2 separate regions of the Mus musculus genome follow, and region 2 is linked to region 1. The links are chromatin loops, found by intact Hi-C in ENCODE. Cell type or tissue: heart. All regions are shown on one strand. Each heading gives the region's core, and the rest is flanking DNA. Links, peaks and the distances in the headings are about the cores only.

Region 1 (3,988 bases), core at 952-3,451:
ACATAATTACATCGAAACTCTTCTCAAAGCACATGACACTCCTTCCGTGCAGGTGGGTTCTATACATAGACTGCATATGTTAGGAGCTGGTGTGATCTAGGTCATACAGATGGTGCACAAGTCTCTAGGCTGTTAACCACCTCTGGTCCAGTTTGTAAGGGTCTGGGGCAGCCAGGTGTGGCCTGACCCTACAGAGGTCACCTGGCCTGTTAACCTCCTCCATTCCCAGCCTTCATGAGGGAAACTGGGTTATACATCTCTTCCTTTGAAGAGATAACCCTGCATGTTTAACATGCCTGGTTTTCCAATACCTGGATGTCCCCAACAAAATACTGACTCCACCCAGAACACACCACAGAAACACGGATTATAACACTTGCCAGGATGCATGTGACCTATACAGTCAGCTCTCCAAGACCCACACGAGCACCCGGAGTGACCATGGTAGTGCAGGAGGGACAGACATTTCATAGAAGGGTCCTGCCACGATCACTTCCTGCTGTCCCACCCACAGCTACTGGGTGTTACAATTGGTTGGTGTGAGTAGAAGGCTGAGTATGTATGAGCCCAGATGTGCTGGTGTCTCTTGGTTTGAGACAAAACAAAGGTCATTTTAATGTGAAATAAAATTAAAAGCAAAATTGTAAACTGGAAAATGTTTTCAATGTAGGTAGAAAAGAATTTCATTATTAAATGAGGGTTATAATGATGGGGAAAATTTAAGGTACTAAAATAAGTGAGGAATAGAAACTATTAACAAGAGGAAACCAGAGAACCATCAACACATAAAAACAACTTGGTTTTATAAGCAATAAGGAAAATGCATGTCAGAGCAATTTCTTTACCATTGGGAAAATTGTAGTAAGAGTAAACAAACAGACAAAAATAATAGAAACTGACACTTGTCGGGGTTAAGTCTTGTGTGCTATGAATTCAGAAGCTGGGTTCTGTGGCCCTGTTCAGACTGCAGCCTGGTCTTGGGGCACAGTGTTAGCCTGTCCCTGATTGCTTAATAAAAGGCTGGACCCTATGACTGGGCAGAGAGGACAGGAAGGCAGAACTTAGGATCAAGTGACAGGTCTCGAGAGAGACCACAAGGTAAGAGAAGGAGAGAGAGTTGCGAAGAAGGTCCCCATGACGCAGGATGGACCATGAATGAATGGCTAGGAGAACACATATCAAACAGAGCAAGCAGTTAACACAGGACCTTGCTTGGGGTGTAAGTTAGAATAGCTCAGAACCTGCCCAGTCTAGGATTGTAGCTTGGTATTAGAAATTATTTTCTGTGTCTCTTATTTGGGAGCTAAATGGGAAAGGGTGGGACAGAAAACCTGCAATAAAAATATTTTTACTCTCAGTGCTAGTGAACTTTTGCTGCTGGGTAAGAGTCACTACAGTTTGACATTGAATTTCAAAAGCCGTTAATCAAGAGACTCTGCTTCCAATAGTACACCATAAGGAAATTACCAGATCAGATTTCCCATAAGAATTCAGGGGAGTGTCACGAAGTCCTCATAAGACAGGAAGTACTAGGTACACATCCACACAAGAGTCCCAACCACCTTCTAGATAAAGGAGCTCAGAGGTTGACCAGCCTGAAGCTGGGCAGGAGAGCAGGTCCTCCTGCCCCTCCTTTGAAAAGGAACTTCACCAGAACCCGCACGTTTCTGAACAGGATATTAAAAACTCAAGCTTGGTGGCTTCCAGATGCAGGAGCCAGAAGGCAGAGCCCAAGAGACAGCTTTGTGGTTAGGGAGTTGAAATCTAGAGTGATGTTTAGTTTGTAAAACAACACAACACAAAACAAATCAACATCCCCCAATGAGACCTCTTATCTTATATAATTAAAAAGTAATCAAATGATGTGTACGTGGTCTATGAACAAGGCAGCCTAGCAAGAGGACGTTTCCGTAAGCTACTGGCTGTGGGCTCGGATGCCGGCGTCCTTCTGGAGCTGGTGCATACCTCATTTCCTCAAAATCGGCTAATAAGCGGGACCTTTTTATGATCACTTTCCCCATAAAAATTGTCCTCTGTCTGCCCCTGCTGGTTATAGAGGGAGCAGCATGCTGCTGTTGCATGGTGCTTTTTTTCCCCACCCACTTTAGGTCACCCAGCCAGATGCCTGCTCGACCAGATGCACATGGAAGGCTCAGAACAACGCATTATTTAACCAGTCTCAGTCTGGGATCAGGGAGAATAATTAAGAGGGGGTAAGGGAGGGAGGAAGCCAGACAGTAAGGAGGGTTGGGTCCTGGATCCACTGGAGCAGTGAAGGAGTGGACAGCAGAATCCAAAGACACAGTTCCAGAGGAGATGAAGAGATAAGCAAAACAAGAGATAAAGAGACATCACACCCTTCCCATCGTGCCACGCCCAATTCCAAAAAAAAAAAAAAAATGCTCCAGGGGTGTTTGTACGCAGGAGACCTGGGTGGTTCCCTTTCTTTCCCTTCACCAGAGATGGTCTCCAACCTGTGCACTAAATAATAAATCTCAGTTGGCAGAGTGCTTACATGGAAGCAGAAGCCGAGGTTCAGTCCCCAGCACTGCATCAATAAGGCCTGGTGGTACTGAAAGAAAGATGAAATTTCAAGATCTGTAAGTCATATAAACTACTCAGAAATTGCTGGTTGTTTGTGAGCCTAGAGGCTGCCTGGGGCTGAGAAAAAAGAAAAACAAACCCGGGTATGCCCCTTAGTTAAAACATTCCCGGGAACAGCTTAACCTTAAAGATAAAGGGGAATGTGAAGACATAGCAGGGCTATCTAAACTGAGTCAACAACTCACAGAACTCTGACACCCTGCACGTACATGTAATTTTTCTGCTGATGTTTGAATAAGCCAATAGTGTGTTGCTATGCTGAATTCCATACCCCTAAGCCCCTTACCCCATAAAAACCCCTAGCTTTCGAGCCTTGTGGCCGACATCTGTTATCTCCTGTGTGGGATGCATGTCAGTCCGGAAGCTCCGTAATTAAATGACCTCATGTAATTACATCAAGGCGATCTGTTCTGTTCGTGATTCTTGGGTGCACCCCGGATCAGGAATTGAGTGGGGGTTTCCCCACTTGGTCTGGCAGTACATCCATCCCCGTGAGTCTAGCCACTGGGAGACAGGAGAGGAGCTGAAGCTCAAGGCCACCCTTGGCTACAAAGTGAGTTTGAAGCCAGCTTGGGATACAGACGAGCTTGTCTCAAAGGCAACAAAATAACCACAACATAGTAAATCTAACAACTAAAACCACTCTGCAAGAGGGAAGGGAAGAGGTCTTATTGTCACTGTGATTGTTGCCACCAGACATGGCCTTCTGGCTCCACGGCCGCATTTATGATTTTATCTGTTAATCCCATCAAGGGAGAATAAAATCACTACCACAATTTTTGAGCTAAATTTGAAGTAAGATTTTTTTCTTTTTTCTTTTTTTTTTAATTAGGTATTTTCTTCATTTACATTTCCAATGCTATCCCAAAAGTCCCCCATACCCTCCCCCCCACTTCCCTACCCACCCATTCCCACATCTTGGCCCTGGCGTTCCCCTGTACTGAGGCATATAAAGTTTGCAAGACCAATGGGCCTCTCTTTCCACTGATGGCCAACTAGGCCATCTTCTGATACATATGCAGCTAGATACATGAGCTCTGGGGGTACTGGTTAGTTCATATTGTTGTTCCACCTATAGGGTTGCAGATCCCTTTAGCTCCTTGGGTACTTTCTCTAGCTCCTCCATTGGGGGCCCTGTGATCCATCCAATAGCTGACTGTGAGCATCCACTTCTGTGTTTGCTAGGCCCCGGCATAGCCTCACAAGACACAGGTATATCAGGGTCCTTTCAGCAAAATCTTGCTAGTGTATGCAATGGTGTCAGGGTTTGGAAGCTGATTATGGAATGGATCCCCGGATATGGCTGTCTCTAGATGGTCCATCCTTTTGTCTCAGCTCCAAACTTTGTCTCTGTAACTCCTTCCATGGGTGTTTTATTCCCAAT
Region 2 (3,988 bases), core at 688-3,187, 110 kb before region 1:
GACAGACCATGTCAGTGTAAAGAGATTTCAGAGGGCAGAGCTCATTGCAAGTCAGGTGGAGGAGTGGGTCGGTGTGACTTGGCAATTTTGATGGATTTGTTATGTTTTTCTCTACAGTGCCTTATCTGAAACAAATAAAAACGACTTGAAGGAACATTAATGGTCATTTAAAGGGAAAGCAGACCTTCCCCTGCAGCATCGCCCTAAGATGCTTGCTTGCTTGCTTCCTTCCTTCCTATCTTCTTATCTGTATGTCTTTCTTCCTTTCTTCCTTTCTTCCTTCCTTCCTTTCTTTCTTTCTTTCTTTCTTTCTTTCTTTCTTTCTTTCTTTCCTTCTTTCTGTCTGTCTGTCTGTCTGTCTTCCTCTTTCTTTCTTTCTTTCTTCTTCTTCTTTCTTTTCTTTCTCTCTTTCTTATAACAACTTTTTTCTTGAATTAACTTTCTCCTAGCAACAATCACAAATAATAACCACCACCATCTGTACATATGAAAGTAAGAATCCTTTCAAGCTACTCACTAAGACCCCTTTTCCCCACAGTGTGTCCTGAGAGCCATGGAGAAATTATGATGACGGATCTTGAAAAAAAAGACGAGACTCAGTTGGACCAGCCGATGAACCAGCAACAAGCTTTGCCTATCCGTCCAAAGGACAGCAATAAACTGTCTGGGAAACAGTTGGCCTTACGGAGAGGACTCCTGCTCCTAGGGGTAGTCTTAGTCTTGGTGGGTGGGATTTTAGTGAGAGTCTATATCAGAATTGAATAATGTGGGAATGCCATCAATCCAGCAACTTGGGTGCTCCTCAGTCTGTGAAGTTAATGCTGAACAAATCCACCCCACATTGAAACATCAGGGCTGGGGATACTGCAGACAGCAATATGTTCAGCATGTTCTGGGCCCTCTAACATAAGTTCTCTCTCTCTCTCTCTCTCTCTCTCTCTGTATGTGTCTCTCTTTGGGTGTGTGTTTGAGAGAGACAGAGAGAGGGAGACACCCCCCCAAGAGATATAAACAGAAAGACAAAGAGACATAGATGAGACAGAGGCAGAGGAGATGCTCTGGAGTGGACAATGCCTGCAATATACTTACCTACCAAATACCAGTATTCGAAACATTGTACCAACCGGAATGTTGATTTTGCACCCCTGGGATTGCAGGGAGTCACCTGGAGACTCTAGCTCACTGCCACTGTCCCCATGTTTCCAAAGGATAGTGTCACACATTGTGAACCCAGGAAAAGCTCCCCGTTCAAAAACAGTCTCTTCTGAATGCGTGTCACTTTTGCATCAATGTTAAAGTTGAGCCCCTGGAAAGTGAATCACTGTTTAAGTCTGGGCCCACGTGCAGTTTTGAACATAGAGACAATTCAGAGCCAGTCATTATAGTTAACAGAATTCAACTGTGCCCATGGGAATTATGAACTGAGAATTCAAAAATTTTGTTTCTCTAATAAATAAGGTAAACACCATATAGTGCAATGTGGGGGAGACTATGGGGGAGTATTAATTCATCTGCCACTGTCAAACATGCACTGCTGTCTACTGTCTTCATTCCGGGCTGGAATTCCTATTTCTTCTGCCTATTGTTTTCTATGCTACAAAACTATATCTGAACTGCTTCTATATTCTTGCTGTGTGACTTCTATTAAATACATTTTATGATATGTCTCTGGGCTGTAGATTATTATTCCGTGAGCAAACAGCGTTTATAAATCATCAGAGGAAGCTCAGATTCCCCTGGGAGAGGGGTGCAGGCAACGGGAGGTCTCTGGAGCTGTAAAGCGATGAAGACCCAGAGTGACAATCCCCCTGGTGGTGGCCATTGGACAAAGCTTGAACAAAGTCGAAGCCCAATTCTTCCAGCCTCTGAAGGGTTGATTAAGTACACACGGATAATTCAGCAAACTTCCAAAGTACAGAAAATGAACACAATTAGAAACGTCAGTCACTATGAGTGTAAAACGGCTCAATTTATTTTTTCTTTTGGTGGTTGGGGCTGGGGTTGGAGTCTGCTACAGGCAGGCATTCCTCATTGAGCTACACCAGCAGCTACACAGTGGCGTTTGGATGGGACCACCTAAACCATCCCTCAGCTTAATTCTTGTTGTGTCTATAAGCACCCAGGCCGAGGCTTGTGCCGCGCGCTGCGCTCGGCGACGGTTGGATTTGGACGCGGCGCCCGGGGCGGGGTGGCGCGTGGGGCGGTTCCCGCCCGGCTCCCTGCACTTCGCAGTGGCTACTCGACTCACGGCTCCACGTGTGGATCGCGCCACTATCTGAGCCTGTGCCATGGAGCCGGCCGAGGACAGCCTGGGAGCCACCATCCAGCCCCCGGAGCTGGTCCGCGTCCCACGGGGGCGCAGTCTGAGGATCCTGCTGGGCCTTCGAGGAGCGCTGTCCCCCGACGTGAGACGGGAGGCGGCCGCGCTAGTGGCGCTCGCGGGCCCGGTGGTGAGTTGGACCCCGAGCTGCGGGCGCGGGGCGACCTCAGGCGGCCCGAGAGTGACCGCCTCTCTGCTCCTTGCAGTTCCTGGCGCAGCTGATGATCTTTCTCATCAGCATCGTCAGTTCCATCTTCTGCGGACACCTGGGCAAAGTCGAGTTGGACGCCGTGACACTCGCTGTTTCCGTAGGTGCTAACTGTTTCAGCTGATGATGTGGTAAAGCCGGAAAGCTTTAATGTGTTTTTATTTGTATAGCGCTGGAAATGGCCTCAGTGCCAAGAATCCGAATTAGAACTGCAGGGTCTGGGTCTGACCCACCGTGCTACTATGATCTTCAGATTTGGGAAGAGAGCGAGTTCAGAGTAAATCCCCGCTTCACCCCCTCCCAACCCCCAGGCACTGCGTCCTGGGGGGACATGAAAGGAGTGTCCCAAGCAGACCACATGGTGCACAGCTACCCTAAATGAACTTTGTGTCCCCACTTCTGAAACCAAACCACCAAAGCTATTAGTTACACGGTTCATTAAGATTGCATGTAAAGTGTCTTTCTTCCTCATGGCTTGCAATCCCGCGTCCTTAGAAGCCTCTCTCCATCTGCTAGCAAGGTAGTGGAAAGCAGCTCGCTTGCATTTGATCCTCACTTTCAGACAGGAGAGAAACTCTTCCTCCAAGGGAGGTGATGGCGACTGGGTCCTCCCCTATTTCCGAAAGTGTCCCTTCTGCCCGCTAGGATGTTGGAATGCCCTGTGCAATAGTGGAGGTCCGCAGTTTCTCTTTCAGTATAATGGAGGAGAGAGACCTGGCGCTCGCTCTCTCTCTCTCTCTCTCTCTCTCTCTCTCTCTCTCTCTCTCTCTCTCTCTGTGTGTGTGTGTGTCTCAGTTTATGTATGGATCTATAACTGTACTGTCAGAATTATAGTTTTAGTTTTCTCTCTCTCTCTCTCTCTGTGTGTGTGTGTCTCAGTTTATGTATGGATCTATAACTGTACTGTCAGAATTATAGTTTTCTCTCTCTCTCTCTCTCTCTCTCTCTCTCTCTCTCTCTCTCTCTCTCTCCTCTTTCTCTGTTGTTGTTGTCTGGCAATTTCCTTTCCTTTTCCTGTTATGTCTCTAGAGTTTCGATGTAAAAACAACAGGAATAAATGCGACCCACAGTGAGACAGGAGGCTTGGCGGTGGTCCGTGGGAGCACCAGTGTGTTCTACAGACAGGGCTTTCTGCAGATAAGGGCAGGACAGTGAGAGCCACTGTCAGCCCTTCATAAATGAGTCAAGGAGATATGTTGCTTTTAGTGAATGTTACCTTGTAACTAATTGTTGGGAAGGTAGTGGCCCAGTGGTTAGATATGTTAAGTTTTATACATTTTGTTTTTGAAACAGGGTCATGCTCAGTAGTCCAGGCTGGCCTTGAAGTTTCAATATTCTTGCCTCCATTGGAATTACGGGCCTAGTCATTTTTGTCTCATCTTTTGTTGTAATGCTGTTCCTGGTGAGAGAGAGAGAGAGAGAGAGAGAGAGAGAGAGAGAGAGAGAGCTCTGACTGTGCT

Evidence for each region. Hi-C counts contacts between places; a loop is a spot of excess contacts. Peaks named below come from ENCODE experiments on the same cell type or tissue, not always from the same donor. Only the 100,000 strongest peaks of a DNase experiment are listed, where the experiment ranks them.
Region 2: it touches region 1 in a loop (4-fold over the local background); 5 of 42 quality-filtered maps call a loop at or near these places.

What each region holds. Positions count from the first base shown.
Region 1 is chr11:61,229,616-61,233,603 of GRCm38, reverse strand. It overlaps a transcript of Aldh3a2 not described here. Among named protein-coding and RNA genes, the nearest start is that of Aldh3a1, 23 kb to the right of the region's middle. In heart, for the core only: a CTCF peak has its summit at 2,053; a DNase peak (open chromatin) is centred at 2,063; H3K27me3 peaks cover 205 bases.
Region 2 is chr11:61,341,079-61,345,066 of GRCm38, reverse strand. It overlaps Slc47a2 (solute carrier family 47, member 2), which reads left to right and starts at 2,207. Exons shown (of 17, transcript NM_001033542.2): 1 at 2,207-2,450; 2 at 2,527-2,628. The coding sequence starts at 2,289. Slc47a1 (solute carrier family 47, member 1) reads left to right here. Exons shown (of 17, transcript NM_026183.5): 17 at 539-1,667. The coding sequence ends at 765. In heart, for the core only: a CTCF peak has its summit at 1,815; no DNase peak of the experiment used is centred there; H3K4me3 peaks cover 1,401 bases; H3K27ac peaks cover 467 bases; H3K27me3 peaks cover 1,799 bases.